Regions from separate parts of the Homo sapiens genome. Here regions 2, 3 and 4 are each linked to region 1. Evidence: read pairs that join two places in POLR2A ChIA-PET (ENCODE). Cell type or tissue: HepG2. All regions are shown on one strand.

Evidence for each region. ChIA-PET counts read pairs that join two places held together with the same protein. Peaks named below come from ENCODE experiments on the same cell type or tissue, not always from the same donor. Only the 100,000 strongest peaks of a DNase experiment are listed, where the experiment ranks them.
Region 2: POLR2A ChIA-PET joins it to region 1 with 19 read pairs; 12 of 35 experiments call an interaction of 5 or more read pairs at or near these places.
Region 3: POLR2A ChIA-PET joins it to region 1 with 10 read pairs; 5 of 35 experiments call an interaction of 5 or more read pairs at or near these places.
Region 4: POLR2A ChIA-PET joins it to region 1 with 16 read pairs; 9 of 35 experiments call an interaction of 5 or more read pairs at or near these places.

The regions. Positions count from the first base shown.
Region 1 is chr1:234,971,729-234,979,728 of GRCh38, forward strand. LINC03108 (long intergenic non-protein coding RNA 3108) reads right to left here. Exons shown (of 2, transcript NR_186308.1): 2 at 3,013-8,000. Among named protein-coding and RNA genes, the nearest start is that of LINC03108, 5.0 kb to the right of the region's middle. RefSeq lists an enhancer at 7,807-8,000. In HepG2, CTCF peaks have their summits at 5,411 (motif pointing left) and 6,803; DNase peaks (open chromatin) are centred at 2,863, 3,653, 4,693, 7,173 and 3 weaker places; H3K4me3 peaks cover 799 bases.
Region 2 is chr1:234,858,272-234,866,271 of GRCh38, forward strand. The region is part of intron 2 of LOC107985365 (a long non-coding RNA gene); the gene reads right to left. Among named protein-coding and RNA genes, the nearest start is that of LINC02971, 95 kb to the right of the region's middle. In HepG2, no CTCF peak of the experiment used is centred here; DNase peaks (open chromatin) are centred at 4,530 and 4,960; H3K4me3 peaks cover 416 bases.
Region 3 is chr1:234,540,628-234,548,627 of GRCh38, forward strand. No RefSeq gene overlaps it. Among named protein-coding and RNA genes, the nearest start is that of LINC01354, 13 kb to the left of the region's middle. RefSeq lists enhancers at 1,317-1,817, 1,818-2,318. In HepG2, a CTCF peak has its summit at 5,555; DNase peaks (open chromatin) are centred at 3,734, 4,104 and 5,614; H3K4me3 peaks cover 1,411 bases; H3K27me3 peaks cover 636 bases.
Region 4 is chr1:234,765,666-234,773,665 of GRCh38, forward strand. The region is part of intron 1 of LOC107985364 (a long non-coding RNA gene); the gene reads left to right. Among named protein-coding and RNA genes, the nearest start is that of LINC02961, 9.6 kb to the left of the region's middle. RefSeq lists enhancers at 5,741-6,940, 6,697-6,991, 6,727-6,946, 6,967-7,016, 7,037-7,206 and 1 more. In HepG2, no CTCF peak of the experiment used is centred here; DNase peaks (open chromatin) are centred at 2,686, 3,236 and 6,826; H3K4me3 peaks cover 834 bases.

The DNA.
Region 1 (8,000 bases):
GCATAGCAGCATCATAAGCAGATAACATAAGAGCACAGCACACAGTAGATATTTATTAGGTTGTGCAAAAGTAATTGCGGTTTTTGCCACTAAAGGTAATGGTGAGAACCGCGATTACTTTCACACCAGTGTAATAAGGATTGGGCGGATGAACAAATGAGCAAGTGAATGAATTACAGGAATGAATTGGTTTAGAAAACAAAGCAAAAAGGAGCTGAAACTTTCTCAGGGGTGGATGGGGGTAGAGCTGCTGGATCAGTTTGGAAGAGAACAGACTTCTAAAGTGTAAACTTTAGAGCACTTTGTAAACCAAAGCTTCTAAATGCTGTAAATGCTGCAGACACCAGGTTCATGTGAAAAGCGTATCTGCCATGGAAAAAAATACACGCACGAGAAAATGGAGCAAGGTCACATGAATCTACTCAGAAATGAGACCTGGAACCTGAAAAAGAAAGTGTGTGTGTGTGTGTGTGTGTGTGTGTATTGGGGGAGGGATGGGTGCATAGCAGCATCATAAGCACATAAGAGCGTAGCACACAGTAGATATTTATTAGGTTGTGCAAAAGTAATTGGGGTTTTTGCCACTAAAGGTAATGGTGAAAACCGTGATTACTTTCACACCAATGTAATAAGGATTGGGCGGATGAACAAATGAGCAAGTGAATGAATTACAGGAATGAATTGGTTTAGAAAACAAAGCAAAAAGGAGCTGAAACTTTCTCGGGGGTGGATGGGGTTGGTGCTGGATCAGTTTGGAAGAGAACAGACTTCTAAAGTGTAAACCCAAACCAGGAGTCTGACATGATGACTGATGATAATGACACTCGGTAACGAGCTTGAACACTTGCCACGTGCTGGACACGGTGAGTGTCTGACACACATCATCTCGGCTGGTTCTCATAGCAACCCCAGGAAGTAGGAACTAGGTTAAGGGTATGTCGACTCTTTGGGGCACCAGAGAAGAAAATCCTGGACCTGAAGGGTTTAGGAAGATTTGAAGCAGATGTATCCAACCAAGAGCAACCCATGTGTAACTCCAAGCTGGCAAAGTGGGTTCTTTAGTGGCCCTGCCTGCCTAAGTCTGACCTCCACTGTAGTTTCTGCCCGCCTCGGTCACTGTTGAGAGGAGACAATTGCTCTCCTGCTGACTTACCGTGCAGAGACCCTGAGGGGGCCGAGGGTGGAATGGCTCTGATCCCAGGCAGCAAAAGCTGGCCTAGCCACCTCCTTCCCATTGCTCCTTCCTTCCCGCAGAAACTGCGGGAGGGAAGGGAAGAATTGGCATCCCTAGGCTTCGAGGGCGGTTCTTTTGTGCTTCCGGCCCCAGCCTTACTGGGCAACCGCTGGGCTCTTGAGGAAGCAGACTCCAGTTTTCCAGGACATTAAGGGACTGAGGTAGCCAGAGTGATGCCAACGGGCCTGTCCTTGGTGGCCTCCACGGACCTTCTCTCACCTTTATGAGAAGAGCAGGAAACTTTGGTTTGACCCAACTGAAGCGCTGGTGCCTCGCAGCAGCTCTGGTTTATTAAGGCTGAGCAGGCTCTGTTTTCAACATCGTCACAGGGATCATTTTCCTCCACCTCACGTTTCCTCTCCTGGAAATGCACCTTAGTCATTTTTTGGTCACTTCAGGGGAATTCTCCCTCCTTCATGGTCTACACCATTGCTCTACTGAATTATTCTTTCTTCCAAACATGCTATTACAGCCCTGACACCACAGGTGTACATTTAATAAAAATAATCCTCCAGGGGCATCATTTGAAATATCCCCCTCTCATGTAAGATGTTTCCCTGAGAGGTGGAGTGGGGTGAGGTGGGAGGGACCTTGGAGGAGGAGCTTCTGCTTGAACACAGCTCGTTGCCCTCTGATTACCAGGACAGAGTGGAGTTGGCTGTCAACTTGAGCTTCTTGCCTACTCCTCACGGACCCTGGACCCCCATGCCCATACATCCCAACAGACTGGATTCCTATTACCCACCCATGGGCATGCCATTAAAAATATGGAATATGAATAAGCTCCAGAACGCACTGGACTCTGCAACTCAGCAGGTGTGTGATCAACCTGAACAAAAGACAGAGCCCTTAGCCACTGCCAGGTGGTTTAGCAAGGGCGTTGAGAAGCTGTTTGGCTAACAGCACACAGACCAGTCTGTGCTCCCGTGATGGGGGCAAAGATGAAGCAGATGCCCTCGTGGCCACCTGACACAGCAAGTTGCTAGCCTCCCTAAACACACACACGCAGTCATGACCTCCAGTGTCCCTGGAAGGTGGCACGGGTAACAGCCAGTGCATGCTCTCTAGTCCTGGCCAGCTGGAGTCCAAGCCTTGGATAATAATACCTCCTTGATGGGCTAATACAGTGTTTATAGCACTTCTGGCTTCTGGTAGGCCGCTTTTTATTGTTGGCAGAAACAATGTTTACAGTGGCTTGGTGCTGAAGATCACTGCAATTTATTGAGCCATTTTTATGAGCCATGTGTGTTAAATACATTACCTCTACTCACATTAGCCGTCAAGGTAGGTATCATTATTCCTGTTTTACAAATAAGAAACCTGAGCTTAAAGCAGTTAAGTAATTTGCCCAAAGTCACATAGATAGTGGCAAAGAGATGGCTCCCATTAAGGTAATCCATGCCTCCTTCACGGCGCTGTGCTGGCCTGCATGGAGAGACAGGTCCACACAAGCAGAGCCCCTACTTCAGGGCAACACAGAGTAAATCCAAGTGATTATGCAAAAGGGCGATGGTCGTGTGTGTGTGTGTGTGTGTGTGTGTGTGTGTGTGCGCGCGCGCGCTCACCCTCAGCTCAGGACAGCGCTTTTCAGCTGCACACAGTCTGCCAAAGGCCCATGTTCAAAACCCACCTATTGAAAAGCTTGATTCTGACCCTCAGCCCACAGCAAATGTAGGAAACAAACAAAGGGCATTCATAAAGACTAGGGTTCAATGCAAAGTTCCTGCACATAGTAAAGCTCAATAAACCAAGCAGTCAAAACCACTGGAAAGCATCAGTAGACATTCAGGTAATGATACATTTATTTTAAGCAGTCAGAAAGGAAGAGCAAAAGGTAAAATCAGCTTCTGCATGGGTAGAGGTTTATCCTTGCCCCTTCTTCGAGATAGAGCTAACAAGCCCAAAGTGACTTGAACAAGGAGAAGGAGCCTCTTGCAGGTCACTGGCATCCATAGATAAACTGTAATGGAAGTGTGGCTATGGGGATAAGTGGGTTTTAACACATCGGCTTTGACTGGTGACAAACACTCTTTTGCTCTATATCCCTCCATACCCCCTTTAGTTCCTTGATGATAAAGACTCCCCCTTTAGCTTTTCCAGGCCACTCTTGTTGAGAAGCCAGTATTCTAGAAGTTGAAGTGGCCTTGGAGGTCATTCTTTGTTGCAGCAAACTTTCCTTGCTGAATCAGACCCCATAAAATACCAACTATGAGTCACACACAAGTAAATGAGCCGCTATTGGGAAGAGAGATAATGGGGTGATATTTATCAGTGGCTGAATCTTAGCAAACAATGAGCATTGCCTAATCAGTGGTCATGTTCGTGTAGATTACCTTCCAGTTCACTGCATGGTAGCTCTTGGGATGGTTTCTAACTGTCAATATTTACAGGAACCAGGCACTTAACACAGACCAAGTGGGCTGGATGTCTCCACGGATGACTCATGCCAAATGAAGCCTTTTATCTAAGGGTCACTGCTCTGAATCCTCATTGGCTAGAGCAGATTGGAAGTGATCAGGTCACTGAAAAGCTTGTACATGGCTGTGGGCTCAGTTCCGTTCTCTGGATGTACCAACATTTATGAAATGAAAGCGTAGAAGAGAGCAAGGGTTTGAACGCGTGTAGACCTGTAGTATTTGTTTGTTTTTATTGGCTAACTAGTAAATATAGCTCTGGGGCTAGGGGAAGGTGGCAGTGAGATGGCACCATGAGCCCACATCAGTCTCCATTTGCAGCAAGATTCATACCCTTGAGTGATAGGAGCCTGCATCACCCCAGACCTACCTGAGAAGGCGTCTGCGCATCAGCCAAACATGCAGACAGACACACACCGAGGAAGGGGTGCAGCTTAGAACCCAGCAGATCACCTTGCCTGGTTATGTAAGTAAGCAGAGTAGACCTGTCTGCCCAACCAGTCCAGGTAGAAAACCTTGGCTCCGTTCAAGCATTGGGAGATAATTTCTTTGGATTTTGAAAGCTTAGGATATTCAGGAGGCACTCATCTAAAACGCAGCTAACCTCAGGAGTAGGGCACACCCTAGGTCCCATCAAATAAGAGGATTCTGCTTGGGAGTAAGCAGGGAGCAAGAGGAAGAAGGCAGGGCCGAGGGGCAGAAATGGAGGCCAGGAAAGGAAGGCACTGCAGGAGGAAGTGGGGCAGGAGAAGCTGAGCATACCCAGGCTTTGGGACACTCTTGCTGGGCTGGCCCTCAGAACATCACTGGAATAGACATAGAAAAGAAAGGGAAGCTTGTTTTAACATCAACGTTAAATGAAGAAATGCCACGAGACTTCAGAAACACCACTATGGATATGAGGGAAAAGTGAATGTGATGTGCAAATTTCACTCCCCAGCATGCACAAAGAAGCTGATTGCAGCCACATTGGCAGTCACATCTTGGCCAAAGTCCTCTGGGGACCCAGTACTATGCAACACGGGACCCGTTGGTCAACACTGAGCTCTTGGAATCCCAGTTCCCTTTAAAATCAGCGAACTAAGCCAGGATTGCAAAACGACCAATGGGACAGGATTATTATTGTGTTGAGTGGTGAAAAATGTCTTTGATCCAAAATGGTAGATACTGTAGAAGAACGAGGAATATTGAGTCTTCCATACTGAGCCTGTTTTAAATGGGCTTGGCTTGTTAATAGGCGCAGCAGGTTTGAAGACTGGGGGGTGTTTCCAGAGATCCCAAGATGATTTCAGAATGAAATGAGCTGGTGATTCCTGCAGATAAAGAGATCAGAGCACACAGCCATCCTCCAGGGCCATAAATCAAAGGACAGTCCTGTAGCAATTGTGTGGAAACACAACATTGCCATCATTTTTGCACACAAAGGACAAAAAGTGACATAATTCGTGCCCCAGAGAATCATTTTATTGCAGCCTTTTCCAGCCACCATGCCCCATAAAGCTGGGACTGGCAAACACTGGCAAACACACTGCCAGCCACACAGTCACAGCGTGTCCACAACAGCTGGGGTCCCTGTTCCCAGTCTTTCTGAGATGCACACATGCGGCTGCTTCGTCAGGCCATGTGTGTGTTCTGGCCGTGAGTGTGTATACACGTGAGCTAAAAACAAACTTGGAGAGTGGGGGACAGCCAAAAGAAAATGATGCTTCTGATTCTATACTGAAGGGTCTCCATTCTATTCCAGAGCTTCCGTAGGGCGGCATCTGCTGGAGAGCACTCTGTTTCATTTCCCCCTAAGTTTCTGCTTTCTGCTGAGGGTAGAGGTAAGGAGAGGCTGAGTAGGGAGGGTTTGGGAGGAGAAAATGAAGAAGAAAAGATGAGCTCGTTCCCGTTCCTCTTTTCCTGTACTTCTCTACTTTCATCTGTAGATCATCTAGAATAACTTGCAGATGGCTATATGCTCAGTGAACGTGTTGAGAGGCTGTATTCATTTTCCCGGGCTGTCATAACAAAGTACCACAGACTGGCTTAAACAACAGAACTTTACTTCTTCACGGTCTGGAGGCTGGAAGTGTGAGGTGTAGGTGCCGGCGGGGTTGGTTTCTTCTGAGGCCTCTCTTTGGCTTGGAAATGGCCATCTTCACCCCATGTCCTCAGATGGGCTTCCCTCTGTGTGTGTCTATGTCCTCATCTCCTCTTCTTAGAAGAACACCAGTCATATTGGATTAGGGCCCATCTTCGTGACCTCATTTGTACTTAATCACCTCTTTAAAGACCCTCACACTTGGCCAGGCACAGTGGCCCACACCTATAATTCCAGCAGTTTGGGATCACTGAAGTGATCACCTGAGGTCAGGAGTTCGAGACCAGACTGACCAACATGATGAAACTCAGTCTCTACTAAAAATACAAAAATTAGCCCGGCGTGGTGGTATGTACCTGTAATCCCAGCTACTTGGGAGGCTGAGGTAGGAGAATCACTTGAACGCTTGAACCCGGGAGGCAGAGGTTGCAGTAAGCTGAGATCACGCCACTGCACTCCAGCCTGGATAACAGAGCGAGGCTCTGTATCAAAAATTAAGTAAATAAATAAATAAAGACCTTATCACCAAATAAGGTCACATTCTGAGGTCCTGGGGGTTAGATATTCAACCACAACAAAAGCAGAGCAGGAAGAGATGTAAACAAATGTGCAGAGCCCTGGCAGAAGCTTGGCACTGTGCCAGGCAGGAGAGAGAAAAAGTGGGAGAGACATTATCTCAACGTGATTGAATGATGAAATGATAGCCCTGGTGAGTGAGTGAATAGGTGGATGGATCAATCATGAATGAATTGAATGAACATCAAAACTGCTCCCCGAATCCAGAGGACTCAACAAACTCCAGGCATACCAAGTCCAGAAGCCGAGTCCAGAGCTGACAGCCTATTCCCATCTCTATCTCCCACGGAGCTGCAGAGATCATTAGGGAACTAACGTGGCCACTGCTTCATGCCCACAGAGGCCCACCAGCTCTTTCCTAGAGCAGAACCACCGTGCAGAGAGGTGAGGCACTCCCAGATGAAATCCAGGCCTTCCCCATCTGTGAGCCCTTTCCCAAAGTGGGCTCACAGCAGCCCACAGTCACAAAGCAGAACTGAAACCCCCTACAGGCAGCATCTCAGGTCAGCTGTGCGGACAGCGCTACCTGCCACAGGCCACACCAGCTGCAGTGCGGTGACGGGTGGTGTTCTATGCCTGGGATAGTGTCACCCTGCCAAATGAGAGTGAAAGTCTCCACATCCTCCACGCCATCCCCTCAAAACACTCCCGGTGCCCGAAACTGTACCCCTAAGTAAGGAAGCCAAATTAGAGGAACAGAGAGGGAACATGCCCCTGAGCTTTCTCATCAGTGCATTCTTCCACGCACTGCAGATAATTCAGCTACGTCACTCAATTATGATTGTCTGTGCTGTGAGTGTTTACTTAATCAATCTTCAAAGAGCTTTCCAGATGGGTGTTTTGGTGACTAAATCAAGGTCAGAGTTCCTCCTGCAATCAAGCAGAGGCAGCAGGGGGCAGGCCCAGCTGACAGTCATCTGATCTCCGCAGCTGTGCACAAACTTTGAACCAGTCCAGTGTCTCTTTCAGGCTCCCCATGAACCCCAGTCCTTAGTCCACTCCTGAATTGCAACAACACACAACACAAATGCACACAGCGATGCCTCCCTTTCTTGGATGACTCTTTTATATCATGTTCCTGCACATTCTCCCTCCAGTCCAAACATAAGCAAGTTGCACAGCGTATCCATGAATCTTTCCTTTATTACAGAATCTGCACTCCAAAAGCACTGGCTTGGTATTTCCTCTGCCCCGGTAGGGATTTTTATGGGGTTTTTATTTGGTTTCATTTTTGCCATGCTTCTGAGAATGGTTCTTTTGTTCTTCCTTCACTCACCGCTTAGATCCTCCAAGGCATTCCACTCAGAAAATCACACGGCTGCTGCCCCCACTCCAAAAAAAGGGAGCTGAGAAAAACCCCCATTTTCCTATGGATTTTCAAGCCAAAAAACAATGGGCTCTGTGGACAGATGTCACCCCTCCCCCAGGCCATGCCCCTCACTGCCAGGCAGGGGAAGCAGAGGCGAAGGAGGAGGGCCCACTGCGCCCTAGGACTTGGGAATAGCTCTCAGCACCACGGTGGTGGGCTCCATTGTATGTCTTCCAGGACAGGGGCCCCTTCTTCTGGAAAGTACCCCCTCCCTAGCACAAATCAGAGTCCAGATGTGAGCAGGCATCAGTTCAGCTCTTCCCAAGCCGCAGTGTTTGAGCCAATGATGGTCACCTGGCCCCAGTGAAGGCCGTGAAGGCCCCT
Region 2 (8,000 bases), 110 kb before region 1:
CCTACAGCAGCTAATTCCCAGCCAAGTTGCCTTCAGAAAGTTAATTGCCCTCCTGAGCCTTCATTTCTTCATCCATAAAAGCAGAGAGAATGATTTCGAGGCATGCCTTGAGGACATACAGACTGCACCAAGCATAACGCATGGGTGCGCAGTAACAGCTCCCTCCTTCCTCTTATTTGTAGTAGACGAAGACGAAGAAGAAAATAAACTTTGTTCCCTAAAAGAGCCCCAAGTCGCAGAAGAACCCCAAATCCTTGGTTGGATAAACCATACTGGTGGCACTAAAGGTGTTAGGGTGCTGGGGCTGCACCTGCCCATTCTGCCTTTGACTGATCCCAGAGACAGAGCAGAATGGGCTCACTGTTTCTCACTGGGCTCTTGAAGGCCACCTGTGAATTCCATTTTTCTTTCCATCTCCAAAGGAACAGATGAGTGCTAGATCTCCATTTCTTTCCCTCATGCTCTAAGAGAGGAAACAGCTGGGGGCTTTGCTCTGATGAGTTCTGAGGGGTGGTCAAAGCTGAGGACCCATGGCCCTCAGTGGCCAGTGCCCCCCTGCACTGCTCCTTTCTGAAGCTGCAGGTTTTGTAGCCAGTGAGAACCCTGCTTCCCACTGAATTTAGGCCTTTGGCATTTCACTTCTGTGCTCTAGGACCTGAAGGAATCCAACCACAGATGAGCTCATCACAAATTCTTTTGCAGGTAACTGCTTGTGCTCTCACACATCTTTATTCTTGGTGCAGAATGAGTTCCTGAAATTATGTTACATCCCTCAAATTCCACCATGTTGAAGGATCCCTAATTCTCAAGAAGCACACTCTTAAGCATCCCACCCCAATTATGGTTTTCCTAAAATCTATTTGGGACTGCCTTCTTCTAATTTCTAAAATACTCATTTTGGGTACTTACCCAAATAACATTTGTATTCTTTACATTAATTAGGCTTTCTGAAAAAAGTAGCATGGGACTGGTGCAATGGCTCATGCCTGTAATCCCAGCACTTGGGGAGCCCGAGGCGGGAGGATCATCTGAGGTCAGGAGTTCGAGACCAGCCTGACCAATATGGCGGAACCCCGTCTCTACTAAAAATACAAAAATTAGCCAGGCGTGGTGGTGTGCCCCTGTAGTCCCAGCTACTCAGAAGGCTGAGGCAGGAGAATCACATGAACCCGGCAGGCGGAGGTTGCAGTGAGCTGAGATCACACCATTGCACTCCAGCCTGGGCAACAGAGCCAGACTCCATCTCAAAAAAAAAAAAAAGGTAGCATGGTACACACTAACGTAATAGATAACAACAGTATTATGTACAAGTATCAACCAGGCAGAGGATAGAGTGAGAAAAATGGTGTATCCTTCAAGAGTTGTTTGGGTTTTTTTACAACAGCAACACAAAAAATACCTTCAAATAAACTTACTAACATGCATGCAAAATGCCTAAGAGAGAAACTAACCTTTAAAAATGCAAAGGAACAATAGAACCAATGGGAACACATACTACCTTCTAAGAGAGAAAGATTCATTACCACATCACTTCTCCTAAAAAGAATTTATAAATTTTATGTGACCTCAATACAAATAATCTTTTTCAAAAAAAACCTAGATAAGCTGACTCTAAAGTTCATATGGAAAAATGAAACAAGCAAGAATAGCCAGGCAGTCTAAGCAGGATGTGCAGAGGGTGTCCATGTCCTCTGCTTCACCATTTGACGTCAGAGGACCAAAAACCCCACCCTTGGATTGTGCTAACCCCACTGCCATGTCTTGAACATGGGTCCCCTAGAGAGGCATGAAGCTCAATTGCACACACGCATGTTTCTCCTTTCATAAATGTTCATGACTCCTCCTCCAGCTTATTGAATATGTATATTTGACAACCCCATTTAATATAAATATCTGTCTTATTCTTCTGACTCTCAAAGTTTCTGTTTCTGGTTTCTGGCCAGAGACTATGCTTCCCAACCTGTCAGAATGGCCACCCTGCAGGCTGCAGCCCTTTATGTGAAATAAAGCTCTCCATTCCAAATTTAAAAAAAAAATAGCCAGGTAAAGAATAGAAAAAGAAAGGAAAAGCAAAAACAGCAAGAAACAAAACGAAAAGGAATGAGAAAAAATAGCTCTATCACATTTCAAAGTGTATTGTAAAGTCTCAGTAATGAAAACAGCATAGTACTGGCCAACGGACAGACATCCCAAACAATGGAATAAACTAGAAAATGCAGAAATAGACCCAATTATAATCAGAGATTCTGTAAATTATGAAGGTGATATCTCTAACCACTAGAGGAATGGTATTACTAAACGATATCAGAACAACTGGAAAAGAGTTAAGTTCAATCCATGCCTCACATTTTTCCCCAGAGTCAAATCCAAATGGATTAAAGATACAAACTCTTTTTTTTTTTTTTGAGATGGAGTTTTGCTCTTGTTGCCCAGGCTGGAGTGCAATGGTGCAGTCTCAGCTCACTGCAACCTCCACCTCCTGGGTTCAAGCAATTCTCCTGCCTCAGCCTCCTGAGTAGCTGGGATTACAGGCACATGCCACCACATCCAGTTAATTTTGTATTTTTAGTAGAGATGGGGTTTCTCCATGTTAGTCAGGCTGGTCTCCACCTCCCAACCTCAGGTGATCCACCTGCCTTGGCCTCCCAAAGTGCTAGGATTACAGGCATGGGCCACCATACCTGGCCACCTGGCCAAGATACAAACTCTTGAAAAATGAAAACTCCAGCCTGGGCAACATGTATCTCTACAAGAAGTACAAAAATTAACCAGGCATGGTGACACGTGCCTGTAATTTCAGCTACCCAGGAGGCTGAGGCAGGAGGATCACCTGAGCCCTAGGAAGTCAAGGCTGCAGTAAGCCAAGACTGTGCTACTGCCCTCCAGCCTGGGTGACAGAGCAAGATCTTGTCTCAAAAAATAGAAAAAGGAAAAGGAAAAGAAAAGAAAAGAAGCCATAGAAGAACTAGAAGAAAATATCGGCAAATTCCTTTAGAACTTTGGAGAATAGAAGGCCTTTCTTTTATCCAGAATTCATACAAAAAAAAGATTACTATATTATACCACCTAATTTTTAAAAAACTTAGACATCCACAAAACATAAGCAAAATTAAAAGACAAACAATAATGTGGAGTGACTCATATCCCAGAGAGCCAATCTTTCCTTAACACACAAATAGCTACTAGGCATGGTTAAGGAAAAAGACCAAAGTGAACAAGACAGTTTTTCTTTAGATGGGCAAAGGAGATGAAGAGGAAGCTCATAGAAAAGGAGATGCAAATGGGTCTTGAAAGAATGGAATTAAAGTGAGTGCTCCATCTCACTTTAATAAGAGAATCACAAATTGAAACTACAATGAAATGCCTGCATGGCAAGGCTATGGAGAAAGAGAGACTCTCATTCTTTACTAGTGGCAGTGCATAGTGTACACTCTGTTGAAGACGTCTGAAAACCCTTACCAAAATTATAAATATGTTTACCCTTTATCTCAATAATGCCACTTGCCTTAATTTATTCTACCAGTATACCTACATGTATAGGAAGCATCCTGGGTAGCATGGTTCGTAGTAGCAAAAGATTGGAAGCAAATCAAATGTCTGTAATAGAAACCAGTTAGATAAATTTACGATGTGTCCATAACTAGGAAACTATTAAGCTGTAAAAAATGAATGAGGACGTTCTTTATGTACTGATTTGAAAGATGTCCAAGATATATACACAGGTAAGTGAAAAGAGCAAAGTCCAAACCAGTTTGCACAGAATGCTAACTTCTGTCAGCCTTGCCACATGGGTATTTTATTATAGTTTTAATTTGCATGTCTCTGAACCTAAGTGAGATTGAGTATTTTTTCATTCTCTCAAAGGCCGCTGCAGTTCCTTTCTGTGAAAGGGGGAAAGAAAAAGAAAAAATATATATGTACAAAGTTATACACACACATTTGTTTGTATATCATAAAGACACCCAAGAAATTAATATAAGTGGTTACTTGGGTTGGGGTTAATGGGAGCAAGGGTAGAAGTCATGGTTTTTATAGTTTTGATTTGTGAACCAAGAAAATGAATTATCTGTTCAAAAAGTAAACGTGAACGAAACAAGTCTTTCCCTACCAGTTCCTCAGGCTCTTGCTAAACCTATCATTTTCACATTTGCCAAATATTTCTCCCAGATCCAAATGTGACCCCGGAGGGATGGGGCAGGGTCAAGAATGAAGGGGCAGCCAGGGATGGCCCATGAGACCCACAGGGATCTCTCACGTGGATGGATGTCCTGCATGTTTTTAAAAGATGAGGTCAACAGGTGGGCAGCTGTTTTTCAAGAGGGGCCACTACCTGCTTTGGAACCAAACTGGCCACTGAGTCAGGACCTCTAGGCAAACCAAATTCATTAATAAGACAGTAGGCTCATGAGACCAGAGGGGAAAGAGAAGCCTTCCAAGCCCAGAACATTCCCCCTCCAGCCCTCAGTGCTACAGATGGGTCCAGCCTGATCTGACCTCCCTGTCGTATTTTGAGCTTTTCCCAGGATTCCAAATGGACAACTGCTCTATTGTTTCATTCCTTTATCTGCATTGGGAGGGCAGCCCTCCCCCTCGGGCTTTAAACGTTTTTCCAGCCTCAGGGGTCTCTGGCCACAGCTTTGCTTTACCTTCCTCTGCGGAAAAGCAAAAGCTGGCCAAGGCGCTACAAGATGAGACAGGCACATCTGCCACACATGGAAAGAAGAAAGCAAACTGGAGTTTCCAAAGCCGCCGGTCCCCGCAGGCCTGAGCGCTTGCAGCTTCTGCCTTTGATTCCTCTGATTTTATGAGCTCAGAGCACAACATGTTGGAAGTGAGCAGAGCAGCTGCCCAGGAAAGAATGCACCGGTTCCACGGTTGAGGACTCCAAGGGAAAGCACTGAGCGGCGTGGGGCACAGGCAGGGAGAGAGACGCCAATCCTCCACAAAACATCCGGTTCCCACCAGCCTGGGCTCTAGCCAAGTGAACTAGCTGAGTCGGTCTGGGGAGGTTCCAGTTCCTGGCCTTTTGTCATCGACTGGGGACAATGCATTTGCTATGATTGATGGAGGCCACAGATTTCATCCCCAGCCCCAGCCTGGGCTGCAGGATCCAAGTGAGCACTGGCCTACTGGGGGCTCAAGGCCACAACACTGACCACCAGGGAGGGCTCTGGGAGACAAGAGGCTGGAGGCTGGACTCTACTCCCCTGGGCATCATGCAGAGCCCTTGCCCTCTGTGCCCTGTCCCCTTCCAACCCCTCTGCCCAAGAGAAAGCTCAGAGTCCTTCCACATCCAGAAACACAGGACTGGTTTCTACAAGTCCATTTTTTTCCCCCATAATTAAGGACTGCAGAAGGAAAGATGATTCGGATCTGGCTCGCAAGCTCAATGACTGAGAAAAGGACGCCAGGTTCCCTGGTACTAGTGACTCATACGCTTTTCAGGAGCGTCAAGACACTGTGATACATTTCTCCTGCTCTCCACAAAACTGCTCAAGGGATGAGGGACTCCCATCAGCCAAGGCAAATATACCATTGCTGTCTAAAGTAGCCAGATCACACACACAGAGAGGTCCTGGAAATGCCATTGAGAATAGGACCTTCCTTCACCCAGCCCATTTGGCAGTCCATGGCAGGGAAGCAGCAGAATTGCAGCCTCCGCAGGACTTTTAGGAGCCTGATCCACAGACTAGAGAAATGTACCTCTCCAGGAAAAAAACAGTATAGTCCTCTCATCTCCTGAGACTCCCATCCCAGCCACCTGGCTGGGAATAAACAACTCCTGTGACAAGCAACTCATTGCCTCTCTGAGACCTGGGTGTGCCACTGAGATCCATGACATCCTTCTCCAGGCAGAGCTGACGTGTGTCTCTCTGTAAGTCCCTCCCACTCACTTCATACCTTGGACCCCTAGATGGATCCCTGTGGCAAGAAAAGACCCACTGGTGACTTGCAGAAGTGGGATGTGCTGTGAGCCTCCCCTGCCAAATGCTGCACTTGCTTGCATGAGTTGGAAGTCCCCATCAATCTCTTCATCCACGCCCATTCTTCCACTCCAGTGTTCCTATTTCTTTCTGAAAGTGTGAGCTCCAGAAAACAGTGCAGGCTGGGCAAGGGGCTCACACCTGTAATCCCAGCACTTTAGGAGGCCAAAGCAGCAGGATCAGTTGAGGCCAGGAGTTCAAGACCAGCCTGGGCAACACGATGGGACCCCATCTCTAAATAAATGATTAGCTGGGCATAGCGGCACATTCCTGTAATCCAAGCTACTTAGGAGGCTGAGTCAGGAGGATCACCCCCTCAGGAGTTTGGGGCTGTAGTAAACCATGATCATGCCACTGCTCTCCAGCCTGGGCAACAAAGCAAGATCCTATCTCTATAAAAATAAATAAGCCAGGCATGGTGGCTCACGTCTGTAATCCCAGCACTTTGGGAGGCCCAGGAGGGCGGATCACCTGAGGTCAGAAGTTCGAGACCAGCCCGACCAACATGGTGAAACCCCAACTCTACTAAAAATACAAAATTAGCCGGGCGTGGTGGCACATGCCTGTAGTCCCAGCTACTCGGGAGGCTAAGGCAGGAGAATCACTTGAACCCAGGAGGTGGAGGTTGCAGTGAGCCGAGATCGCACCATTGCATTCCACCCTGGGCAACAAGAGTGAAACTCGTTTCAAAAATAAAATAAAATAAAAAGAAAGAAACAAACAAACAAACACACACACACACACACACACACACACACACAGCACAACCTCTGCCCCACGTCTCTCTGAGCAGCGTGATGGAGGATGCAAGACCAAGTCCCCCTCAGTCACCAAACAATTCAGTGCCTGCTCCATGCCAGGCTCACTATACCCTCCTAACAGTCTTTCTAGCATGGTGGGACTCTGCTGTTTCTGATGGACAAAATATATCAGCCCCATCTTCTCTGGTTTGAAACCCTGGAACTCATGGCCCCTCATAAGTGACTGTGAGACCAGGCTCTGTGTGTCAAGCTGAACTCTCATAGCTGATGGAATGAGCACAGGAGTGAAGCCCCAGGAGGAGGAGGAGGTGAGTAGCTGCAGGCCAGGGCTCAGGCAGCCCGTGGGCTAATGTGTGCCCTCCTGCTGATCTGCTGCATGGCTTTACCAGGCTTAGAAAAAAGCATCCAAGGTTCCTTCAGTGATCCAGATAGTAGAAACACCAGGTCTCAAATGCCTCAGTGCAGCTGCATGTCGCCAGAAGCAGTACTGGGAGGCTCGGTGGATAGGACTCAACATTAGCTGGAAACACAGGCAAGTCAGACTGAGAATCCAGACTGAGTCAGAAGTCCCTGTGTCCTTGCCATGGGTGTATCAGTTATCAGTGGCTGTGTAACAAATTAGCCCAAAACTTAGCACTCAAAATGTGAGCATTTCTTATGTCATAGTCTTTGTGGGTCAGGAATCTGGGAGTGACTTCACTGGATGGTTCTGGCACAGGCTATAGTTCGGATGTCAGCCAAGGCTACTGTCACCTGAAGGCATGACTGGGGTTGGAAGATCTGCTTCTGAGATGTCCCCATGGTCACACAGCCTACAAGTCAATGCTGACTGTTGGGGACCATTAGCCCTCGCTGCATGGGCCTGTTTGTATGGTTTCTTCAATGTCCTCATGAGGTGGCGCTAGCATCCCCCAGAGTAAGTGTTCCAAGAGAACAAGGAGGGAAGCACCGTTTCTTCTTCTTATTATTATTTTTTTCTTTTTTTGAGATGGAGTTTCGCTCTTTTGCCCAGGCTGGAGTGAAGTGGCATGATCTTGCCTCACTGCAACCTCTGTCATCCAGGTTCAAGCAATTCTCCTGCCTCACCCTCCCGAGTAGCCGGACTTATAGGCACTCACCACCACGCCTGGCTAATTTTCATAGTTTTAGTAGAGACAGGGTTTCACCATGTTGGCCAGGCTGGTCTCAAACTGCTAACCTCAAGTGTTCCACACGCCTCGGCCTCCCAAAGTGCTGGAATAAGGTGTGAGTCACC
Region 3 (8,000 bases), 430 kb before region 1:
CAGGTTGGTACAGCCATCGGGTTGGTACTGCCTGGTTGGCAGGCCTGTCTTTTCAGTTAGCCTGAGACTGCCTTGAGGCCAGGGCTACCTTCCTCCCTGTCTCTAAGTTCTTGGCCCCCAGCACAGTGCCTGGCACTCAGCAAATGTTTCTTGAATGAATGTGCTTCCCATGTTGGGCAGATCATGACGAAGGCAATAGCAGGGCCCAGTGTGTAATGCGAGGACAGCAAAAAGGGACCCTGCTTTGAGACCAGAGATGCTTCACAGGGAAGCCACATCTGGAGCCCTTCCTGATAAGCTGGGTCAACTGGGACCGCTCCTAGACAGGGTGTTTGAGGAGGTGGTGCTTGCTTTAGGCAGCCCCAGCCTCATTCTGAGAGCTTGTTCCACTTTGAGGATTTCTCTGTTTTCCATTTCCAAATCTTTATGCTATCCCTCAGTTACACTTGCTCAAAGGGTGATTGCTAGCAGTCTCCGAAGATAGGCTAAGAGGTGTGGGTAAGCGGCAGTGTGCTGGGGTTGGGGATGGGGGGACAGGGCATTGCCCGGGCTGTGTGGGAGGCAGGAGCGAGATGATGAAGATTCTGGACTCCAAGCTGGCCCCAGATGCCAGCCCACCTTGTGTGATACACTGAGAGTGCCTCAGTTTCCCTGCCTGTTAAACAGTAATGGCTCCTTCATTGAGTTGTTCTGAAAAATCAAGTTAGTACAAAGGAAGCACAGAAAGTGTGCCTGACACAGGCAATCTCTCACTGCATGCCAGCTCCTGGCATTTGGAATCTGAAGATGGAATCCAGTCTGACTTCCTTCACTCGCAAGTTGTCCAAGTCACCTCACCTCCCCATTCATGTTCTCATGTCTCTGAGATGAGGATAATAAGGCTGACCTTGCCGGGTGTTGGGAGAATCAGATAATCAGAGAGTGGAGTGAGTGCATTTTGCAAGCTACAAGGTGCCTTCCCAAGGGAAGCGTGAAGTCACCTGGGTGAAGGTATTGGGAAGTGAGGCCCTGTCACAGATCCTGCCCCACAAGAGCTACCCCTGTAAGGAATCAATGACTCGGTATTAACCATGCTTTTAATTTCTGTAAAGTGATGCATTGACATCCACCTAAGGCCCTATTTGCCAACCTAAGCCAATTGTGACTCACCCGTTGCAATGGTTAACTTTATGTGTCAAGTTGGCTGGGCTGTGCTGCCTGGATGTGTGGTCCAACATTATTCAGAATGTTTCTGTGGGAGTGTTTTTGAAAGAGATTAACATTTAAATCAGCAGGCTTTGAGCAAAGCAGGTGGCCCTCCATGTTGCAGGTGGGCCTCATCCAATCAACTGAAGGCTCCAGTAGAGCCAAGCCTGACCCTAGGAAGAGAATTCTGCCAGTGGACGGTCTTCTAACTTGAACTGCAACATCATCTCCCTGGGTCTCCAGCCTGCTGGAGATTTTGGACTTTTCAGCCTCCATAATAATGTGAGCCAATTCCTTAAAATGTCTCTCTCTCTCCCTCTCTTCACCCATCCCTCCGCTCCGCATGCTTCTATTGATTCTGTTTCTCTGGAGAACCCTGGCTAATATACCCGTAGACATCTGGAGTCCTCAGATAACTTTAAACTCTACACTCTGACAGTCACAGTAAAGGTGAATTTCGCAGGGGTGCCACTTGCAAACACAGCTAGCCGGTCCCGAGCCCGCACACCCTGCCTTGCTTTTCCTTCCCATGGAAACCACCCTAACAGCTCCTGCCACTGTCCCACTCTCCCTCTGGCTCCTGACCCACCCCGAGGGTGGCCCTGTGGTCCTGCACGCTGTGCCACTGTGGCCCTGCACGCTGTGCCACTGTGGCTCTGCATGCTGTGCTGTGTTCTCCCAGGCAACTGTGAGAATACTAAATCTTTCAACTTTCTCCATCTCTCTCCCGACCTCGCCTGGGCTTCCTGCACCTCCTCCAAGGTAATGTGATGAGACAGACTGTGATTGCAGCCCAGTGCCAGCGAAACTGTGGGCCAGCCCTGGCCCAGAGCTGGGCAAGTGAGTTATTTGTCCCTGTCACGTGGTGCTCTGCCAGCTGCGACGGTGCTATTCTATGTGAGATCTGGGGCTGATAGAAATGATGGCAAACTTCTTGAGCAGCTTAGGCTAAAAGAATTGGTCTTTGCATAAAACAGAAATTGTCATCATCATTATAAACACTATCCTGGCCCTCCAGAGAGCCCAGATGAGCTGTGTTCTTGGTGAGGACAAATGTCCTTCCAGAAGAGGGGTATTTATTGGCTCTTCAGGTCCCAGAGAAGTCCCAATCCCCCATGCAGGAAGGATTCCAGAAGCATCCATGTCTGAGGATAGGACCCTATCTCAGAGCAGAGCTCGCTCGCTGCACCTAGGGGAAGAGGAGGACAGTTGCTTTCCAGAAAAAAGTTAATTTACCCTGAGTGATTCATAAAGTTGCAGAATCACAGAATTACAGAACCTTAGAATTTCAGAGGCTGAAAGGGATCTAACAGGGCATCCGGGTCCAATACCCCTCATTTTAAGCAAGAAAAAAAAAATAATTCCAATTAAAATACAGCCCTCCACTCGTCTGCAGTTTCTATATAGAGCCCCAGATGAATGCTAATTAGAAGACTGGTTGGAAGAACAGCTTTTTCCTACAACCGGTGTTCATTTTGTGGGATTTCTCACTGTTGATTAATTAATGTAAGCATCCGTCCATTCACCTGTTTGTCTGTTCACCTGTCTATTCATTGCTGCATCCATTCCTCACCCCAGTAAAAAATTGAGGCAGTTACATCAAGAATACAGACATGGTTTGCTCTCCCTCCCTCCTCCTTCCTTTTTGTTTTTCTCTCCCATCCAGGATGAAGACGAGCTAGCTCTGCGCATGTGTGCGTGTGGGAGAAAGGCCAGTTGCAGTCAGTGTCACGGTGCTGTTTTTGAAACTCTGCAGGTCCCTCATAGGCCGGCTGATATCACCCATGCCAGGATTGCTTGGCCTTGACAGAGCCTGTGTTAGAAGGGACTATCATGAAGGTATCCAAGATACTAAAGGGCTGAAACAAGCCCCTCTCTTGTCTTCACAGTATCTTCCAGTGGCAGACAGGAGGCCACTGGATGAAGCTGAGGACAAATAAATGTCAATAAACCACCACTGGGAGCTGCTGCTCCCCCATTTCCCGTGGCCTGCAGGGGGTCACTGAGTTAAATGTTACAGCTGATTGTGAAAGGGACCTGGTGAATCCATGATCAATAATGACATTGGTTTTTACACGAGCTAAGATAAGGGTAATTAAATCTTGTGCTTCAGGCCATATAAACTGATCTCCACAGGAGGGCAAGAATTAATTTAATTCCACACACACAACCCCTTCCAACCCCTCTGACAGCTTTAGTATAATGGACTCAGTGCAGGATGGGGAAGATAGAGCACCAGGTATTAACCACCACACCTATCGGGAGCTTGAACTTGATGGGCCTCGTGGCTGATCCAGGGCAGCAAATCCAGAGCTGCTTACAGCTTCTCTCTGTGCTGGGTTTATTACATACAATCTGTACAGGGGCTGTTTCCACACTTAATGGCAGTCCTGAATCACTATCTATTTCCCATCCTTGCCTGCAAAACAGCAACCCAGAGCTAGTGCTATGCCGTCAATACCGGGCCCCATAAAGCCACTGCTGTATAGATTTGCCTTTTTGTGCATGTGCGTCTGATTCACGAGCACTTTGGCAGCCTTCCAGGCTTGAGGAGAGGAAAAAAACATCCTGAGCATCCCAACAGCCTCATTTTGATCTGTGATACTGAGCAACTCATTTCCACTTCACAGGCTCTGCTGAGCTGTGCCACAGAAAGACAAATCCCAGATGTGGCAGGGGTGGGAGGCGGTGGAGGGAGAGGGGCTGGCTGGAAGGAAGGAGGGTGCAGGAGAGGGAGGGAGGGAGGGAGGGCCAAGGGAAGGGAGGGAAGATGAAAGCAGAAAAGGGCCACATTTATTAAGCTGTTTTTCTTTTGGTGAAAAGAAGCATTTATCAGTGATTTCATATATCATGTGAGAGGTGGCTTCCTGCCAATTTCCAAGAATCCAAACAACCCGCTGACATCATATGCTAAATATAGCTCAGGCTTTGCTTTAGGTGAACAAATAATGCCGCTGGACAGGAATAGGTTCTCTTCAGTTACATGGTTATTATGATCGGCTGTCAGGCTTGTGTAATCAAAAGAATCATGTCCAGTTCCAAGGAGGAATGGTGCAAAGAACTCATCAAACAATTTCGGGAGATGACTGATGAACCCCCATTCCTCCTGCCTTCCCAGGTGGCCGGCTGAGCCTGGCTGCTGGAGGAAAGGTGGGCAACTCTGTTGTTGCAGGTCTTCAAAGCCCTGGTGTGTGTGTGTGTGTGTGTGTGTGTGTGTGTGTGTGTGTGTGTGTGCGTGCGCTGTATTTCCACCTCTGCCCTGCCCATCAGAAAAGGTGGCTGATCTCTCCAAGGGAAATGCGTAGAAGGAAGACAGACCTTCAAACTCACAGATATGGTGCAGGAGCTATTCATGAGGCTGGGGCAGGAGCGAGCGGGGTGGGGTTGGTGGCACAGATAGTTCAGGCAGTCTGTTTATTCTGCAAGCATTCAGGTAAGGGTGCTTGTCTGAAGGCAATCGGAGAGCCATCTTCCACGGCTCTTGGGCTCTGGTACTTTTGATTCTACCTCCCATAGCTTTTGTGTTGTGCGTGTCCTGTCCGGGACTGGTGCCTGTCATTCTGTCTGAAGCCACCTGAAAGATTAAGATTCGTAATGAGACCTCTCCCTCCTCTGCCAGCACTCTCCTTCTCCCTGCCCACTCCCCCAGGCTCACACTGGGGAGACAGGGAGCTTGGGATGGGTTTGTAAGTATTTGGAGGAAGGGGCAGCAGTAAGGAGAAGAGAAGGACGAGAAAATTAGTGAGGGAGATAAGGAGCCGGTGCATCAAAATAGCTGCTGGAAGGTGTTGTATCCCTTCGAACATCTGCATGATTTCCCTTCTCAGTCAGGGATACAATAGAGGTTGTTACTATGGAAACTGGTGTAAAAGCAGCACAGAGAAAGGAGAGGGCTGGATATAAAGAGGAAAGAGTAAAAGGCATATACCACTTTTAAATCATCAAAGAGGAATACTATAGCACTTCCCACCTCCAAGAGGAGGAAATAAGTCACTGAGCCCAGGGAGGGTTGAATACTATGATCATGGGAGGGGTCAGAGACTATCGGACACCACCATCCTTTCCCCTGGAAGCCTGTGTGTTGAATCTGTCCACTGCTGTAAGATCGTTAGCCAGAAAAGAACGTCCAGGCAGTTGAGGGTGGTCAGCTTCATGGTAGATGGCATGCTTGGCTCTGCTCGGCCACGGCCTTTGGGAATGGCCTTGGAGGGAGCAGGCCATTTTTCTGTGTCACGGTTTCATCACCTGCCTTCCTCAGAGGAATGACGAAGCACCTTGCTCAAGAAAGAAATGCTAGTGCCATTCAAGGCAAAGAAAGGACAGAGCTTCATGTGCTCTGTGTGCAGAGGGAAAAAATGTGAGCAATTCCAGCTGGTGTCCTCAGCATCATACCCAAGAGGGGCCACGGACCAGGCAGAGGCCAAAGTCTGTGCGTACCTAGCCAGTTTCACTTTGTTTCAGTGTGGGTATTAGTGGGATGAAATCATTTGCTCAGGCTGAGGAGAGTTTTGACAAGTCATTGGTGTTTCATGCAGACTCATACACGCAATCCTGTAGACCAGTCTGTCCGATAGAAATATGACGCGAGCCACGATGCAATTTATTTATTTATTATTATTTCTATAGAGACAGGGTTTCACTTTGTCACCTAGGCTGGAGTGCAGTGAGGCAATCATAGCTCACTGAAGCCTTGAACTCCTGGGCTTTAGCGATCCTCCCACCTCAGCCTCCCATGTAGCTGGGACTACAGGTGTGAGACATCACACCCAGCTAATTTTTAAATTTTTTGTAGAGATGGCTGGTCTCAAAATCCTGGCCTCAAGCGATCTTTCCACCTCGGCCTCCCAAAGCACTGGGATTACAGGCGTGAACCACCTCACCTGACCCACTATGGAATTTACAATATCCTAGTAGTCACATCCAAAAAGTAAAGAAACAGGTTAAATAAACTTTAATATAATTTCTCTGTCATGTTATTTAACCCTGGTATATCCAAAATATGATCATTTCAACAAAATTAATTCAGAGATTATTGATGAGATATTTTATACCCTTTCATACTGAATCTTTGAAATCTGGATTTATTATTATGTGTGTTATGTGTATGAGAGAGAGAGAGGGAAAGAGAGAGAGAGAGAGATAGAAAGAAAGAGGGAGGGAAGGAAGGAGGGAGGAAGGGAGGGCCAAGGAAAGGGAGGGAAAATGGAAAGAAGGAAGGAAGGAAGGAAACAGGTCTCTGGCTCAGGCACTAACTCTAACTACGTGCCTTGCATCACTGTGGGAGCGATAATAACACACACTCACTCTTTGAACAGATGGTCAGCCTCGAGTACCTCCCTTTACCATTGAACAGTGACCCCTCATCCTCCAACCACAATCCATGGCCGCTGGAATCAGACAAACCCAGCTGAAACCACAGCTCTCTTTCTGAGTGCCTCTCTCTGAGGGAGTTTCTTAACCTTTCTGAGTTTTCCTCAGCTGTGAGATGGGAATCCTATTTTACAATTGAAGGTAGGTCCCTCAATTGTTTTGGGGATGGAATAAGAGAATGCCTAAGACCAGGTCTAGCACTGATAAGGGAAGCTCCTTCCTGTCCCTTATCCCAGCTCTAGTTTGCCAGTCTTCCGCTGAGCACCTAATCTTCTCCAGGCCTCTGTGAGTGAACAAACTAGAATTGTACATTTTTCATGTACTCAGAAAGCCGCTTGAGTAGAAAGGAGACTTCAAGGACTAAGATTGAGTTTGTTTCACTAATTCACTCCAGGCTGATCACTGGATGTTTCCCCAATTCAGAGAGATACTAATATGCAGCCATTCAGAAAGAGTCCTTTTGATGACCATGGGTTACATGGTAAGATGTTTAGAGAAGAAAATTAAAATATGTCCTTCCTTATAAATAAGATCTAGCATTTGGTAGCACAGTAGGGTGACTGTAGTTAACAATAATTTATTGTATATTTTAAAGTGGAATTGAAATGTTCCTAGCACGAAGAAATGATAGGTGACGGATACCCCAATTACCCTGATGTGATTATTACACATCGTATGCCTATATGAAAACATTGTATGTACCCCGTAAATATAGACAACTATTATGTACCCATAATAATTAAAAATTTAAAAATAGGTCCTTTCTGTCCTAGAGTGGCATTGTCCCATATAGTAGCCACTAAACTCATGGGGCTATTTAAATTTGCATTAATTAAAATTTGAACATTTACTTTCTCAGAAACACTAGCCACATTTCAGGTGCTCAATGAACACATAAGGCTAGTGGCTACTGATTGGACATTTCAGATATAGAACATTTCTGCATACTAGAAAGTTCTGTCACCACCGCTCTAGATTTTTAGTCATTTATTCAATATGCAGCCAAAATAAAACTCAGAGACAGCAGGACAGCATGCGTAAGCAGGCCTAAAGTCAAACTGGGTGGGTTTCATCCTTTCTCCACTTTGGCCATATGTCAACTTAAGTTAGTTTCTTTTTTTCTTTTGAGATGGAGTCTCACTCTGTCATCCAGGCTGGAGTACAGTGATGCTATCTTGGCTCACCACAACCTCTACCTCCCGGGTTTAAGCGATTCTCCTGCCTCAGCCTCCAGAGCAGTGGGATTACAGGCACCTGCCACCACACCCGGCTAATTTTTGTATTTTTAGTAGAGACGGGATTTTGCCGTGTTGGCCAGGCTGGCCTCGAACTCCTGACCTCAGGTGATCCTCCCACCTCAGCCTCCCAAAGTGCTGGGATTACAGGTGTGTGAGCCACCACGCCCAGCCTTAAGTTTTTTAACCTCTCTGTGCCTCAGCTTCTCA
Region 4 (8,000 bases), 210 kb before region 1:
CCATAAGCGGAATCACCACACAGCTGGGGCCAGGGCCCTTGGCAGCATCAGCAACTCCCTCTCACTCTGCATCTCCAACCCATCAACAAATCCTATCAGCCCTATGTGCAAAATATATCCAGAACCAAATCACTTCTCACCACCCTGCTGCTGCCACTGGACCCAGCCCACCTTGACCTCTCACCCTCACTATTGCAGTAACCTCCCCAAATAGTTGCTCTTTGCCCTTTTACCAGCTAGTCTTCATGCAGCTGTTAGCATGAGCCATTTAAAATGTCAACCAGATCCCTTCACTCCTTTGATTAAAACTTCCAATCTTCTCATCATAATTAGAAAGAGAAAAAAGACCCAAAGGTGTTACCATGTGCTGTGATGTGAATGTTTGTGTTGCCTCCAAAATTCATGTTGAAACTGAATCTTCGATGCAACGATATTAAGAGGTGGGACCTTTAGGAAATGATTAGGCCCTGAGCACTCTGTCTTCGTGGATGAGATTAGTGCCTTATTCATGGCTGGCGGGAACTAGCGAACCCCTTTTGGCTCTCTGCCTTTCGCCCTGTGAGGAGCAGCAAGAGGCAGCATCTTGGACGCAGAGAACAGCCCTCACCCAACACCAACCCTGCTGGCACCTTGATATTAGACTTTCCAGCTTTCAGAACTATGACAATTAATTTCTTTTCTTCTTCTTCTTCTTCTTTCTTTTTTTTCTTTTTTTTTCTTTTTTTTTTTTTTTTTTTGAGATAGGGTCTCACTCCGGTTGCCCAGGCTGGAGAGCAGTGACGCAATCTCAACTCACTGCAGCCTCGACCTCTTCAGCTCAGGTGATTCTCTTCCTCAGCCTCCCGAGTAGCTGGGATTACAGGCATGCGCCACCACGGCCTGGCTCATTTTTGTATTTTTAACAGAGACAGGGTTTCACTGTATGGGCCAGGCAGGTCTCGATCTCCTGACCTCAAGTGATCCACCCATTTCGGCCTCCCAAAGTGTTGTGATTCCAGGCCTGAGCCACCACCCCTGGCCTAATTTCTATTATTTATAAATTACTCAGTCTCAGGTATTTTATTACAGCAGCACAGATGGACTAAGACACCATGGGCTGTATGAGTGGCCCCTCACCTGGCCTCACATCCTCTATGCATGCCCACTCCTGCCTTTTCCACACACACATTGATTAGGTCCTGCTTTGAGGTCCCTGACCCTGGGTGTTCTCTCTGCTAGAAATTGCTTCCCACAAATCATCACATGGCTTATTCGAAATGCTACCCCCTCAGAGATGGCTCCCGGATGATCCTATCTAGACTAGAACAGCAACTCTCATCACTGGCAGTCTCCTAATTCAGTTTCCAGCTCTTCAGCTACCTAGCACTCCTGCCCTTACAGTACCTGATTATTTACTGGCTGGTTGTTTATTTTCCCCCTAGAGTATAAGCTCCGAGATGGAAGGGAGAGGGTTCTGATGGCTGCTGCATCCCTAGGGCATGGAGTAATGCCCAGCATGGAACTCCCTGCTCTCCAGGAAGAACGCGCTTCCCGTCGTGAGATGCATGAGCACATCTCAGTCTCCAGGGCCAGTTCAGTTCTATGGACACAAGGAAAGGGTGAAATGCTAAGATCCACACCGGAGACACATAGGTGGATTCAGTGCTTTGGGATTCCCAGAGTCTGTGGCCAGTTCTCTTCACCAGTGGAGTCAGAGCCTACCAGGCCAGTAGAGTAGGGAGTGCACCCTACTTTAAGTGCTTTAGGAAAACCTTGCACCCACAAATAGCTCTACCACTAACTAATCTATCACTCTCTCTTAAATTTCACCATTAATAGTGCAATTCTTTTTTACAGGAAGAGGGGAGAGAACTAAAATGTACTCAGTAGTTAGTAAATATCAGGCAGCATTCAAGGTCACCAGCCATCCCAGTGTGCCTGGTCAGAGGGATTTCCTGGGACATTCAGAGCTAAAACTAGGATAGTCTTGAACAAATGGCATAGTTGGTCACCCTACTTCATTTCCTGGTTTAGCTCTCTCATCAACCATATGTGCATTTTACTCATGAGAAATCCTGGCCTTCAGTCATGAGGCCAATGTGGCAGAATTGGAGTCAAGGCTTCCATGGCTCCAGGGTCCAGGTCCTCTCTACCATATCCCAAGGGCCCCCTGACCTCCCTTCAGAGGCAGTAATTCTGAGATAGCTCTGTGCAGCTCTCTCCTCATAAAATATACTCTACAGCACTCAGATCATGAGATATGGAAAAGAATGGATGAAGGCTTGCTGGAAAGGCAGGGACAGATACTTTGCAGGAAAAAAAGGACTTCCAAAATGTGCGTGGCAACTTGGGGTTTCAAAAATCTTTGTTCTAAGGGCCGGAACTTTAGTGCCAACCTGACATTGGGAAGGGGTAAGAACTGATGAAAATAGTCCTAACTGAGAAGCACTTTGAGCTTCTGGGAAAGAGACTGCTGCATTGAAGTGGCCAGCTCTAGGTCACATCACAGGACCTGGGTGGGCATCATTCTTTCTGACGCTTGGCTCCTCTATCCTAGTTATTTGAGATTTCAAAGTAGTCATCTGGTTTATCTCTTCAAGTGTGACCACATAATACACTGTTCAAACAAGGACACTTCTAAGAATGAAAGGGGAACAATTCATAATTAGGCAAGGACAACAGTGGGGAATGGGACTCTGCCCCGGTTAACTGGGATGCCTGATCCCCCGGCCAGCTCTTCTGATCATGAGGAACTGAGTTGTGATCTTATCTTCTAATGCACCAAACAAAGCAGGGAAAGTCCCAGCCGCACGCCATTGCCACTGGGCTCTTCTGCCTCCCTCTGGTTCTGCCCCATGTCCCAGGGTCTAAAGAATACCTTTTCCCCAAAGGTCTAAATACTCCTTTGAGTCATTTGCATCAAATATCAGCATAGAAATGCTTACTTCAACTACTCTTTCTTGATCACCACAGAGTTTTCTGAGCACTCACCTTGAACAGGGCCTCTTCTGGGTGCTACAGACATTTTCAAGGGAGAGAGACCTCGCCCACCCATAGGCAGTGAGCTGGCTGGCTGGTGGGTGAGTCTGTTGGGGGGGGAACCTGCCCCTCCTTATGTTGCCCCTCAGTGACTGACCACAGGCTTTGGAAAAACCTCTTCAGCAGGGTACCGCTTACTCTGATCTACTTAAACGTTGACTCCCACGCCCTGAGGAGGAGCCGAGCGTGCCAGAGCAGCAGAATGCAACTTTGCTAAGATCAAAGTGCGAACCTGCTGAAGCTGTGTGTCTGAAATTACCCAGAAATCGCTTTGTGCTCACTCGTGGAGCAGAAGTGATGGTGAGCAAGTGTGCAGAGACCATGAAGGACTTGGTGCAGGGATGAATATTGTCTGCAGCTGGTTTTCTCCAGTCCCTGCCAGTGCACCCAGTGTCTGTTTCCGCACTACTGGGGCCCTAGGCTCAGCACAGTGCCAAGTACATAATAGGTGCAAAGTAAATATCAGTAAGTCATTGAATGCTCGTCTCCACGGACGATGCTGGGCCTGAAGTAGCCTAAGTTTGAATCCATGCAATGGACCATGGTCGAGGGCTCACGGCTTCATGATGAATCCTGGAATGTTAGCGCTAACAGTGTTCTTACAGGATCAAATCCAGTCCCAGTCAGTTTCAGCTGAGAAACTCAGGTGTGGGCCCAGAGAGTTTAAGATCACTTGTCCAAATGTTGTGAATGCCAGAGGCAACACTGGACTCAGGTGTTCTGGGCAGTAACCTTTGCTCCTCTCTCCCTACCACATGCCCCCCAGGCCAGCTGGCCCTTCTGACCAGCACCATCTGTCTGATGTCTCTTTGCCATTACTCGGAGGCCTAACCTCAGCACTGACAGGCTGCTTGACCTGGAACCTCGCCACTATGTCCTAGCCATGCTCCCTGACACCCCCGCTCTCTAGCAAAACTACTCCCTTCTTCCTCTGCATGCGATTAATTATCTCATACAGCATCTCTTTTCTTTTCCCACTGTATTCCTGTTGGTTCAAGATGTGTCTGCATTCCTTACCATTTTACCGGGAACAGTGTCTTTTTCATCTTTGTCTCTCCAGTGCCTCAATTGCGCCTACCACGCATGTATTATACAAATGCGCAGCTTGCTGTGTGACCATGGCCCAATTGTTCACCGTCTCTGGGCCTTCTCTTGGATTTATAAAATTAACGGGGCACTACTGACTTATCTCACAGAGCGGCTGTGTCCTAATGTATATATTGTTGCATAAATATCTTGGAAATGCAGTGGCCAACGACAGCGCTCAACAATAAATGCTGTGTGCTGAGAGCAAGTGTTAGAGAACTTGAAAGGAGGCTCTTCTCTCTGTGATGAAAGAAACGGAAGGTGGCTCTGCAGATCCCCTCAGATGATGCACGCTGTGGACCCGAGCACCGAGCCTGGGTGGGGAAGGAAGGAACTTAGGAGAGGTGTGAGGGCAAGGGCGTCTTGTGGAGAGAGCTTGACCAAACCCTGACCCTCCTCTTTGTAGAGCCCCCGGGCTCGTCTGCAGGGTCTGTGCAGGCCGCCTGCCCCCTGCGCCAGCAGGCGAGGAGGACAGCCTCCCCTTCTCAGCAGGACCCCTAGCCCTGCAGAGGGAGCTGGGAGCTGGCTGCTTTTAATTAGAGCCGCTTCTTTCCTGTTTTCCTTCGCGGCTGGTTTCCGAGCTTCCCTCACCCTCTGCTGATTCCCCCAAGCAATTTTTTTAAGCATCCAAACCGTCTGGGATAAGAAAGGAGAAAGCTATCATTATGTGTGTGAGCTGTGCGGTGGCTTCCGCTGGCTTCCCAGACGTTTGGAGGTCGTCAAAAGGCTGGCTCTGCTGTCTGGACATGGCCTGAGGAAGCCTGGTGCCAGCTTTCTGCTTCCTATGCCACCAGCTCTGCTTATGTATATATTGAGCACCTGCTGTGTGCCAGGCCCCCAGATGAGCAAATATAGCGTCAGCCCAAAAAGCTGAGAACTATTGTCATGGCTCTCTTAGGTCTAGAGCTGTGGCAGTGATCACCAGCACGCTGACAGAGGTGTGAACGGAGCACCCCAGACATGGAGCAGGAATGAGAACGACTGGCACGATGGGTTGCACCAACGAGAACCTTACAAGGAGAACACAGCCTCAATCTGGCTCCCGTTCCCTTTAGAACTCACTCTCGTTCATGGCTCGTGGAACCCACATTCATTCGGAACGCAAGAGGCTCCAGAAGGGCTGTCAGATTTAGCAAAGAAAAATGCAGCATGCACAGTGAGATGTGAACTTCAGATAAACAACATATAATTGTTTAGTGTAAGTATGCTCTAAATATTGCATGGGACATGCTTTTTATTATAACATTGAAGGTATATTTGCACTAAAAAAGGGATGTGTTGTTTATCCGAAATTCTCATTTCACTAGGCATCCGGTATTTTATCTGGCAACTCTTTTCCAAGGTCAACAGAGAGTCCTAGACCATAGACCAGAAAGTCCATTCTACCCGACACTGGGCTACAAGAAATGTATATTTGTGGGGATCAGCCACACTGGGAGAAAGATAGCTGTCTCATGTCACCAGGGTAGATGAAGAAAGGGTTCTAAAGCCTAGCAGCATTCATATGATAGGTACCTGGGCTTGTTTTCAAAGATCAGCAATCAAGGGGAAATGACAGAGACGCTGGAGGAGGCTGGTCCTCCCAGAAGCTAGTGGCTTGACCCAAGAAGGAAGAAAATGGCGGCTGCCTTCCCGGACCCAGGCTGTAGGCCGGGAATTCCCAGCTCTTTGATACCGTATTCCAACTGGTATGATCTGTTCGATGCCTGCTCTAGCTCTATCCCAAATATGTGTTATATGGCTTCCATCAATATTTTTTATGTAGTGCAAGCTTAATTTAATCTGAGAGTGGTTTAAGAATACACATACTTCTCAGCCATCAAAAGAACACGATTAAGAATCTCTGTGCTAGAAACTAGAAAGTTCTAGGAGATTACTGAAGGAGAGGCAGGAATGGGAACTGAGATGAAGAGGGCAAAGACTTAACCACCGACGGTCCATTTTTGGAGGAAGTGGCTGAGTGGAGTCTGGAAAAAAAAAAAAACAACAACCAGATAACCTGAAAACCAGCTGGGCTGGAAGCAAAGAGAGGGCCCAGGCATTAGCCCGGCCCTGGGGGCAGCCCAGACACACCCCAGCATTTCTCAGGGGGAAGAAGGCACAGCCTGCTGTTATTTACAAAGCTGTTGTTGAGAATTTTGAGGATCTCTTCCAGGTTCTCGCTTATGTAAATTCTAATTCACAGTGCCCTGGCCCCACATGTCTCGTAAACCAGGCCTGATATTGTAAACCTTCGCCATTCACAGAGGGTTTTAGCTTTGCCTTTGTTCCCCTCTCCAATTTCCCACTTCACAAACCTGGATCTAAAGCTTTGCACGTAGTTGATAGGGAAGTGTCGTTTGAGCAGTTCTAAGAGGCTGTCTTCCTTCTTCCTCCGACCCCCACAGCTCTGGTTTCCTCTTGGATATCAATTATTGGCTTTTACATAAGAAGGCTAATGCATTTTCAAAGCAGGCAGATCACTCTCCCATGTTTTGACAGTTTGGCTTTAGTTGAAATATAATTAAACTTTTTGAAAACAAGAACCTTGAAACTCAGTCTTCACACTGTTTGCAGGTTTTTTCCCCCTCACGCATTCAGTTTTTACTTGCTGCGGCACAATTGATTTGGTCTTCACTTTCTGCGCTCAAAACAAACACTGGGTTTAGGCATTCTGCTCTCCCAGCACCGCATGGCTGAGGGTGGAAAAAAATAACATCTGAAACAGGCCGGGCTTTTGATGATACCTCCTTATGACAGACACATCGAAAACCACCGACGGTGAGTCACCCACATTCTGTGCATACCCTCTCCGAGGAGCAGGAAGTGTGGCTATTTTAAACCCTGAGGCAATGAGAAGTTTTCAGATGCGTCCTAAGGCGCTCCGGCCAGCGCCCTGCATGCACACGAGGGCCTTCCTCAGTGTGGCCCCAGCACATCTGTAGACCTGAGGCGACACACCCAGCCTTCTGCCAGCATCTCTTTGTTTATTCTGCTTGTCCTGGTTTTGCGTTGACACGAGCAAGCCGAGTCTAAAAAACACAGAGCTACAGAATTTATAAAATCAACAAAAACTTAAAAAAAAAAAACAAAAAAAAAAACACACCACCACCACCAACAACAATCGGAGCCTGGCAGTTGGTGAGGGTGGGTGGGGGCGAACAGATGGTGCCACAAGATGTCCTCGGGCGGCTCACTGGGGACCGAGCCTTGTGGCTCTGTGGCCAAAAATAAATAAATAAGTCAGGGCCCAGCAGAAGTGCTTTCACTTCTAACCCAAGTCACTAGCTGTGGGTAATGAGTCCTCTTACTCCTTGTTCCCCATCTCCAAAGGCCAAACAAACAAGTAGAAAAAAAAAGAGAGAGAGTGAGAGAATGAATTGAACTGAAATGAAATGACTATAGATGAAAGATATATATATATATATAAAGAGTGGCGGGGGCGGGGGAAGCCGGGCGCTGTGGCTCACGCCTGTAATCCCAGCACTTTGGGAGGCCGAGGCGGGCGGATCACGAGGTCAGGAGATCAAGACCATCCTGGCAAACACGGTGAAACCCCGTCTCTACTAAAAATACAAAAAAATTAGCCGGGCGTGGTGGCGGGCGCCTGTAGTCCCAGCTACTCGGGAGGCTGAGGCAGGAGAATGGCGTGAGCCCGGGAGGCGGAGCTTGCAGTGAGCGGAGATCGCGCCACCGCACTTCAGCCTGGGCGACAGAGCAAGACTCTTGTCTCAAAAAAAAAAAAAAAAAGTGGCAGGGGGACTTGAGGGAAATAAGCCAGATGTTGCCACAAAAGCAGTTACAAATCCTGACCTTGTTTGCTAAAGGGAGCAGGCTCAGCCAGGATGCGAGACATCTCCAGGTGCTGGGAGCTTCTGAGGATGGTGAGCTCCCAGACCGAGGCAGCAAAAATGGCC